Linked DNA regions of Homo sapiens: region 1 is linked to region 2. The links are chromatin contacts, found by Hi-C or POLR2A ChIA-PET in ENCODE. All regions are on one chromosome and are shown on one strand. Each heading gives the region's core, a stretch centred on a gene start or an enhancer-like site at or near the end of the contact. The rest is flanking DNA. Distances are from core to core; before and after follow the strand shown. Region 1 holds the start of PTPN1 (protein tyrosine phosphatase non-receptor type 1). Region 2 overlaps PREX1 (phosphatidylinositol-3,4,5-trisphosphate dependent Rac exchange factor 1).

What was found. Hi-C counts contacts between places; a loop is a spot of excess contacts on that map. ChIA-PET counts read pairs that join two places held with the same protein, here RNA polymerase II (POLR2A). Pooled maps may share reads with other maps.
Region 1: a loop to region 2 is called in a map of CD4-positive, alpha-beta T cell, with 12 times the contacts of the local background. The contact joins the promoter of PTPN1 here to the enhancer-like site in region 2. A Hi-C loop is called at or near these places in 1 of 168 maps with a recorded cell type or tissue (CD4-positive, alpha-beta T cell) and 2 of 50 pooled maps. POLR2A ChIA-PET finds 5 or more read pairs at or near these places in 1 of 52 experiments (T-cell).

The regions. Positions count from the first base shown.
Region 1 is chr20:50,508,970-50,513,303 of GRCh38, reverse strand. It overlaps PTPN1 (protein tyrosine phosphatase non-receptor type 1), which reads right to left and starts at 2,921. Exons shown (of 10, transcript NM_002827.4): 1 at 2,714-2,921. The coding sequence starts at 2,776. RefSeq lists enhancers at 2,848-2,947, 3,160-3,747 and a silencer at 3,058-3,287.
Region 2 is chr20:48,758,382-48,762,787 of GRCh38, reverse strand. All of the region lies in intron 1 of PREX1 (phosphatidylinositol-3,4,5-trisphosphate dependent Rac exchange factor 1), which reads left to right. Among named protein-coding and RNA genes, the nearest start is that of PREX1, 67 kb to the left of the region's middle. RefSeq lists enhancers at 1,338-1,387, 4,175-4,254, 3,768-4,406 and a silencer at 1,918-1,967. Within about 2 kb of position 2,292, at least 16 of the 41 ENCODE cell types and tissues checked have a DNase peak (open chromatin) inside an H3K27ac peak, as active enhancers do; they include CD4-positive, alpha-beta T cell, where a contact is called at or near this core.

The DNA.
Region 1 (4,334 bases), core at 1,672-4,171, 1.7 Mb before region 2:
TGAAAGTGTTTAAATGCTAGAAAACAATGTTTAAAGCCATCTATATACACTATCAAAGCTGACTTTTTATAGACCTAGATGCTTATTAGCATCTATGCTATTCATTAGCATTAAAGATTAAAAATACGGTTATGCTCACTTTATCAAACTGACCTAGCAAAGAATCTCTGCCTAAAAAGTTTGTTTTCCAAGCTGCCACATTCCTCAGCACTCAAAAGTCCTCTTCACTCTTTGTTCTTTTCCCAATAGTTTTCAAGTTTTTACATCTTTTTGTTCTAATCAGAAAATAAGTTAGAATAACTGACCTGCTTACCAAGTTGTAAGCAAAAATTACATTATTCTCTGATCACAATAGGCTAGGCAAGCTCAAAGTATGACTTTGTATAAGGCTGCCCTCATTTCAACATGCTATAAAGTATTAATTTTTTTAAACTTCCATTTTCTATCAATTGTAAACACATTCTTTGAATCCTTGAAAAATAATGGTTTTGGTAAAGCGATACACACCTTGGAAAGTTAGCCACTTTAGACTCAAGGTCATCTGAACTCTGTTTCAGAAAACGCTACAGTTGTATGACAAAGAGCTACTTTTACACTTAGGAGAAAAGCTTCTGATTTCAAGATCTTAGAAAAGAAAAATATCCATACAGTGGAGGTGAGAAAAGCTGGCCCTGACAATTCTCTAAGACCAAAAGAAACTACCTCAGGGAATGTGGCAATCCATTAAGAAGCAGTGAAAATCTCAACACCTTGACTAACTTGTGGGGTTTAATTGTGGCAGAAAAACTTAAGAACAATGAAGGAAATGAATTGAAGACTGACACACTCCATGCTAGTTGCATGCTGAATACAATTTTAACCATGCTTGGGTGACAGGTCAACCCACTCTGGCTTAAAATTGTAAGAAATAAAATTCAACTAAGAACTAAGTTACAATACGTATTTCTTGTTGTCAACTCAGTCAATTTCAGTGGAAAAGACTTCTCTCCACAATGCTTCCACTGTGATGGGGTGTATCATAATCAACTCCAACACTTCAGACCAACAATTTTCATTTAAAGACATTTTAGACTCTACTGCATTAAACTGATGCAGAAAATTTGTCTACACAGTCTCAAAGTCCCTTATGGAATTCATTCAGCTAATTCAGAGACCAGATATGGCATACAAATTTTATATACTGATCAATCATACTTATTAGTATATAGATTACAGTGGTTAGAAATATTAGTCTAGCAGAAACTAATATACACACTACAGTCCAAATAAAAAGAATCCTGTCAAATAAGCTTGATGTAAATCCACATGAAAATCAAGGCTGCCAAAAAAAAAGGCTTTTGTTAGTCAAGCATACCAAAGAACTGCTTAAACCTTTTTTCCTTTCTAAGCGGAGCTCAAAATAGATTTTAATACTACAGCTGATGGATCTCACAATTTGCCTTTTGAGCCTATAAGCTGAAAACAGAATCATCTGCTGTCTCCCTTTACACAAGTAACAAAATCTCTCTATTCTGTATATCGCTTATTTAAGATACTGTGCAAGTGTGGTTTTAGTTAATCTTAACAACCCCCGCAATGACATTTAATTGGGAGTATGTATCTTATTCAGCTGCTTGTGAAAGGAAGAGCTCTTTGTGTTTTTAACTACTTGTTTTATAGATATATGAGAAACCCTCCTTTCCTAACTTTTTAACACACAAGGAGATGACTCCTAAGACAAGGTCATCTCTGCCACGACCAAAGACTAAGCTGCTCATTGAGGAAAGATGCTATTTTAGAGAGGGTTAAAACGTTAACCTTCCTGAGTCCCTGCCTGAAAGAATAATATCATGGCCCCAATGGAGTGGGTACCGCAGGCCTCCTGGCTAGAAGGTTCTTTAGCCCCATATTCTCACGGCTTTCTGCTCCTCTTGGTTCAGCTCACAAAGCAAATGTCTCCTCCTTTGACAGGCCTTCCCTGATCCCCTTCTCTAAGACAGCCGGCCTTCTATGCAGTCACCCTGTACCCCGTTAGGAAGTCGTTCTCTTCACAGCACCTGTCACTATCTGAAATTATTTGCTTTTGTGTTTGATTGCCCTATTCGACTCTAGGCCCCACTAAGGCTAGGATCTTGCCTGTCCTGATTAGCAAACACCACCTCCAATGCCTAAGCGGTGCCTAGCACAGAATAAGCTTGCCAACTCCTATCCAATAAATGAATGAACAGAAAGGGGAAAGGGGACTGTCATCTCTGGGACTCGACGCACACTGAGACTAGGGGAAAGGAAATGTGAAGGAGGGACGGGGGGAGTAACCTTTTCCCCCAGGGAGACAAAGGAAGAGAGTCTGAGGTGGTCCACTCCAGAAAAGGAAATAGTGGGGGTGCTAAATCACCCCAGGGGACAAAGAGTGGACAGGCAGGGGGCGGGGTCGGGGTGCGAGGGATTCGCGTTGAGAGCACAGACCGGCGGTCCCCCGGCTTGAGAGATCACCCGAGCTGGAGAACAGAAGGGAGGTGGGGGATCGAAGGGGGCTCCGACGCTGCGGCGAGAAACACGCCCGCCCCGGGGACAAAGGGTGGGGGGACGCAGTGCGTCGCTGTCCCATCGAATCCTCAAGCAGTAGGAGCGAGGCAGAGGGCAAGACCCAGAGGGAGTCTGGGGCCTGGAGGTCTGAGGGGATGTTCAAGCGGCCTAAGCGAAGGGCCCGCCACGCTCCGGGGCGCTCCCGCACCTGGTAAATGGCCGCCCAGCTCCCGGACTTGTCGATCTGCTCGAACTCCTTTTCCATCTCCATGACGGGCCAGGGCGGCTGCTGCGCCTCCTTCTCGGCCCACTGCGCCGTCTGCCGCTCTAGGCCGCGTCGCGCTCTTAGCCCCGAGGCCCGCTGCAATCCCCGACCCCTGCAGCTACCGCCGCCCTAGCCGCTGCTGCTTCTTCATGTCAACCGGCAGCCGGAACTACGCATCACGCCTGCCAGGGGCTCCGCCCCTGAAGCAGAAGGACCAATCAGCGATCGAGAATTTCGACAAGCACTTCCGCGGGGAGGAGCCGGGGGCGGTGCTAGGGGAAGTGGCCCCAGCACCGCGAGATATCTAATAGCGCGCGTTCCCTCCTCCGCTTTGGGGCTCTGGGCTCGGGCGCGGCGCGCGCCTGTTGCCTAGGCGACCCCGGGAGCCCCGCCCACGGCGCGTGGGCTCTCCAGGCCCGGGAGGGCATTGAGTTCCAGCCCCGACCCGGCCCGTTGAGTCACAGAGTGAGTGGCCTTAAAGTAGTCATGCACCTCCTTTCCTGCAGGGCCTGGGCCCCAGCCTCAGTAATCCAAGCTGGAGTATGGGAGGAGGGCACCGTGCTCTATTTCCTGCCTCCCAGCTCTGGCCAGATGTCTGCCCTTTTTTCATGAAACTCAGGAGTATCATGTTTCACTACGCTGCTGGGGAAGCCCACTGCTCTCTAAGGGTAGTGTCCCTGTCTGAAACGCAGAATTTCCACTTGGGTGCTGCAGGAATGAATGGATGGGGATGGAATGATTTTCAGTGTTTCCCGAAGTATCAAGGAACTCCTGCTCAGACTGAACTAAGCAGAGCACAAATTCCATGGTGCATTATGTTAAATAAAAATCATAGGAGCCCAGGCGCGGTGGCTTACATCTGTAATCCCAGCACTTTGGGAGGCAGAGGCAGGCGGATGTCTTGAGGCCAGGAGTTCCAGACCAGCCTGGGTAACAGAATCAGACCTCGTCACTACTAAAAGTTAAAAAATTAGCCGGTGTGGTGGGGCCCAGCTGCTGGGGAGGCTGAGGCAGGAAGATCACCTGAGCCCAGGAGGTGGAAGCTGCAGTGAGCTGTTTTGGCGCCACTGCACTCCACCTTGGGTGGCAGAGAGAGACCCTGTCTTGAAAAAAAAGGGCTGGGTGTGGTGGCTCACACCTGTAATCCCAGCACTTTGGGAGACCGACGCAGGTGGATCACCTGAGGTCAAGAGTCCGAGACCAGCCTGACCAACATGGTGAAACTCGGTTTCTGCTAAAAAAAAAAAAAAAAAAAAAAATTAGCCGGGCGTGGTGGCGCATGCCTGTAATCCCAGCTACTTGGGAGGCTGAGGCAGGAGAATCGCTTGAACCCTGGAGGCAGAGGTTGCAGTGAGCCAAGATAGCTCCACTGCACTCCAGCCTGGGCAACAAGAGCGAAACAAACAAACAAAAAAAGTTCTGGCATTAGGGTCTCAACAGACTAGACTAAAAATCAAAATGGAGTCACTCATGCTAAAGTTCTACATCATCAGACTGATAACCTTTCACAAAATCAGAAGAGAGATACACACCCTGATTTCCCAAGCAGACCGTTTTAATCAAC
Region 2 (4,406 bases), core at 1,043-3,542:
GAGGTTGCAGTGAGCTGAGATGGTGCCACTGCACTCCAGCCTGGGTGACAGAGCGAGACTTTGTCTCAAAAAAAAAAAAAAAAAAAGAAACTTCATACCATTAGCAGTCAGGTACCATTTTTATATCCCCATTTCATAGAGAGGGAAGCTGAGACACAGAGAGGCTGTTTAGGGTCACACAGCCAGCAAATGACCGAACCAGGATTTGAACCCAAAATACTTGGCTCTGTCTAGAGGCCATTTTCTTAGCTTTGCTATAATGCAATGGTTCTTAACCAAGGATGATTTTGCCTCCAGGGGACATGGGCAATGTCTGGACACATTTTTGATTGTCACAACTGAGGAGAGGAGGGTTGTTATTTGTATCTAGAGGGTAGAGGGCAGGGAAGCTGCTGAGTGTCTTATAATACTCAGGACATCCCTCACAGCAAAGAACTATCCACTGAACTGTCAAGGTACCAAAGTTGAGAATCTCTGCTAGAATCCCACTCTGATGAGCCCATTTTTCAGGAAAAAAATCAACAACTGAGGAGCCCAAAGGAGTAGGGAGAAGCTGGGTTGTGAATGGGAAGGATTTTAGACCATTTCTGACAACAGTGAAGGGAGATAAATTCTGAACGGCTTGGAGAAGACTTAGCAGGAAAAAGATCTGCATTCCATTAGTGATGTCTGCCCTGGGTGAGGGTAAAGGCGAAGTAGCAGGTTCAGGTTTGCCTTGCCTGTGTCTAGGACAGAAGTCTCACACTCAGGTGTTCACAGGGCGCAGCAGTGGGTTGGGTGGTGGGAAATTGAGGAGCACTTGTCCTGGGTGAAGGTGATGGCTATCACTCTGCTCTACAGCACCTGCAGCCTTGTGGGCATTTGAGACCCATGTGTCAGTTTTTTCAAAAGAAGCTTGGAATTTGGATTTTAATGGGAAACCTGATATTCAAACTTAGGCCCAAGTTTCTCAAACCCCTCTGCAGGCCAAAGGAATGATGCCTCTGAGTTACCAGTTTGAGACCCATAAGGTAGCCCCATCATGTAGAGGAGGCTCTGCATAAATATCTGTTGAAGGAAGGATGGGTTGTTGGTGAACTCAGGAAAGTTTGTAGGCCAGGCCCCAGCCCCTTGATGGGGGCTGCGTGAAGAAAAGCATTGGGTTCCTCTCAGTGTCCCCCACTGCCTTCCCCCACTGTTGCATCAGACCTCTTCATGACAGGTTGTTGCAACTTGTTTTTTGCATCAACTTCCTCTCCCGATGTGGTGGGGAACGGGGCGGGGTGGGGTGAGAACTGGGCACCTTTTACCAGGGCCTAGAATCTGGGTGGGGGTGGGAGTAGTCTACTCTAGATGATTGATTGACTAATTAATTAAACACATCCTTTTCGAGGGTCTGCTGTGTGCTGGGTCCAATCCTAGGCTCTGGGACACCACAGTGACCTAGACAGACAAACATCCTTGCCTTCCTGGAGGTGAGACTCAAGTGGGCTAGATGGATAATAGACTGATATAAACACACATAATGTCCATGGTGACAGGTGCTGTGAGGAAAACAGAGCAGGGATAGACGTTTTCGATAGGATTGTCCTGGAAAGACTGAATGTGCCTCGGGGCCTTTGCCCCGGCTGTTGACCCTGCCCATGATGCTGTGTCCTCCGATACACGCAATGCTGTTTGCTCCCTGTGTCTGCTCAAATGCCATCTTCTCAGAACGGCTTTCTCTGAACAGCTCCTTGAAATGGCATTCCCACCTTATCCTTCTCTGTTTTCTTACCCTGCTTTAGTTTTCTTTGTAGCAATCATTCCTACCTGCCATTTTATTTTAAAATCAGTGTATAGTCTGTCTCTGCCACTACTTTGTGAAGGTGGGGAGTTAGTCTGATTTGTTCATTCACTGATGTGTCATTGGCTCTTAGCGCAGTGCCTGGCACATAATAGGTGTGCAGTAAGTATTTGCTGACTACACAGGCGAATGTAAGAATGCATAAGTCCTTCCGTGGCAGGGTCATGGCTTATATCTGTGTCTCCAGCACCCAGCTCGGTGCCTGGTGCACGGCAGGCCCTGGTTAACACTTGCTGGGATGGTTGGTACTCGGAGAGGACTTGTCCCCCTAGAATATCATCACAAGCAACTTCCTGCCCCTTTCCTAGTCCAGCCTCCCTCTCCTGGCTCAGCCTTTCTGCCACTTTTTCCAGGAAGTGTTTGTAGTTACAAAGTGTTCACCTGCATCATTTCACTTAAACCTCAACAACTACTCCTCCCCCCCTTTTTGTTTGGTCCAGGAAATTGACTCAGAAGTGTGGTGACTTGCTGAAGTCACGTGGTTGGCAGTCAGCAAGGAGGATGGGGCAGGGCAGAGGGGTGCGCTGGTGGTGATGAGGATGTGGGGGGCTCTGCAGTTTATAAAGCCTTCCCCTTCTCATCTCACCTCAGGAGACTCGGAAGCAGGCAGTCTATAATAATAGAGCTATTTGCAGGATGGAAAAAACTAATAAAAATAAGTAAAAATAGTGTGGGATAAATGTGAGTGTGCTTGGTGCATGTAGAAGCCCTACAGATGTGGTTGATCCAAATCCAGGTTTCCTTAGGAAGCACAGTGGGTTCTGTCTACCTGCACCAGGGCTTGGACTCCCTGCAGACACTCTAGAAACTCAAGATGGGGAGATCATAATAGCCAATGCTTTTTTTTTTTTGAGGCAGGGTCTTGCTTTGTCATCCAGGCTGAAGTGCAGTGGTGCGATCTTGGCTCACTGCAACCTCTGCCTCCTAGGCTGAAGTGATGCTCTCACCTCAGCCTCTCGAGTAGCTGGGACTACAGGTGTGCGCCACCACACCTGGCTATTTTGTTTGTTTGTTTGTATTTTTGGTAGAGATGAGGTTTTGCCGTATTGATTGATTGCTCGAACTCCTGGGTTCAAGCAATCAGCCTGCCTCGGCCTCCCACAGTGTTAGGATTACAGGTGTGAGCTCACAGGTGTGAGCCTGGCCAATAATAGCTAATGTTTTTTGAGCACCTGCTATGCACCAGGGACCATTCAAGTGCTTGTTATGTGTGTTAGCTTCTGTAATTCTCATTGTAATCCTGTGTACTCATTTTATCCCCCGTTATAGAGGAGGAAATGGAGGCAGAGAGAATAAATAATTTACTTCAGGTCTTAGAGCTTGTAAGCAGCAGAGCTGGGATTTGAGCCCATTTAAATGCTTTGCCTGTAGTATTTCTTTTTTTCTTTCTTTTCTTTTTTTTTTTTTTTTTTTGAGATGGAATCTTGCTCTGTTACCCAGGCTGGAGTGCAGTGGTGCGATTTCAGTTCATTGTAACCTCTGCTTCCCAGGTTCAAATGATTCTCCTGTCTTAGCCTCGCAAGTAGCTGGGATTACAGATGTGAGCCACCATGGCTGGCTAATTTTTGTATTTTTTGTAGAGACAGGGTTTCACTATGTTGGTCAGGCTGGTCGCGAACTCCTGACCTCAGGTGATCCACCCATCTCAGCCTCCCAAAGTGCTGGTATTATAGGCGTGAGCTACCGCGCCTGGCCTGCCTGCAGTATTTCATATCAGCCTCACAATAGCCCATGAAGTCAGTAGTTTTATGGTCCCCATCCATGTTATAGATGAGGCCCAGAGAGATGGAGTCAGTTGCCTAGGTCACAGAGCAGTAGGTGGCAGGGGCAGGATTTGAACCAGGTGGCTAGTTCTAGCCTTTGAGCCTCATCCACTCTTACATACTGCTTGCTTAGGAGATACAGTGCCCTTCTAGCAAGGAGTAGAGAGAGTTTCTAAGGGTAGGGAGGGCTTCTGAGAGTTGGGGCATGGGAGGAGGAGGTGGAATGCTGGCCATATCTTTGGCCTCCGCAGGGGAATGTGTATGGGTTCCCCGCAGATGCAGCCTGGATTCAGGTGGGCTAGATGGATAATAGACTGATAATGAACACACATAATGTCCATGGTGACAGGTGCTGTGAGGAAAACAGAGCAGGGATAGGCGTTTTCGATAGGATTGTCTTGGAAAGACTGAATGTGCCTTGGGGCCTTTGCCCCAGCTGTTGACCCTGCCCGTGATGCTGTATCCTCAGATACACGCAATGCTGTTTGCTCCCTGTGTCTGCTCCACGTGAAACCTGCCTCCACGTCTGACCGGGGACTGCCTGTGGTTCCGCAGCCACCTCCTCTGACCTTCAGCCCTGCACATGTAGAGATTTTCCCCATCAGCTCAGAAGTATTTTGGTGTTTTAACAGGCAGCGAGGCCGTCCTGGTGTGTATTAGGAGAACATCTGCTGAAGTGCCTGGCCTGTGTGGCTGCGGTGCTGCAAAGCCCTGTCTTTCACCCCCCCAAGCTCGGGGGGGCCCTACACCCTCTTTCTTTTTGAGGCTGCATTGCGACACCTCAACCACTCCAGGGCACACCAGAGGGACGCTCCACT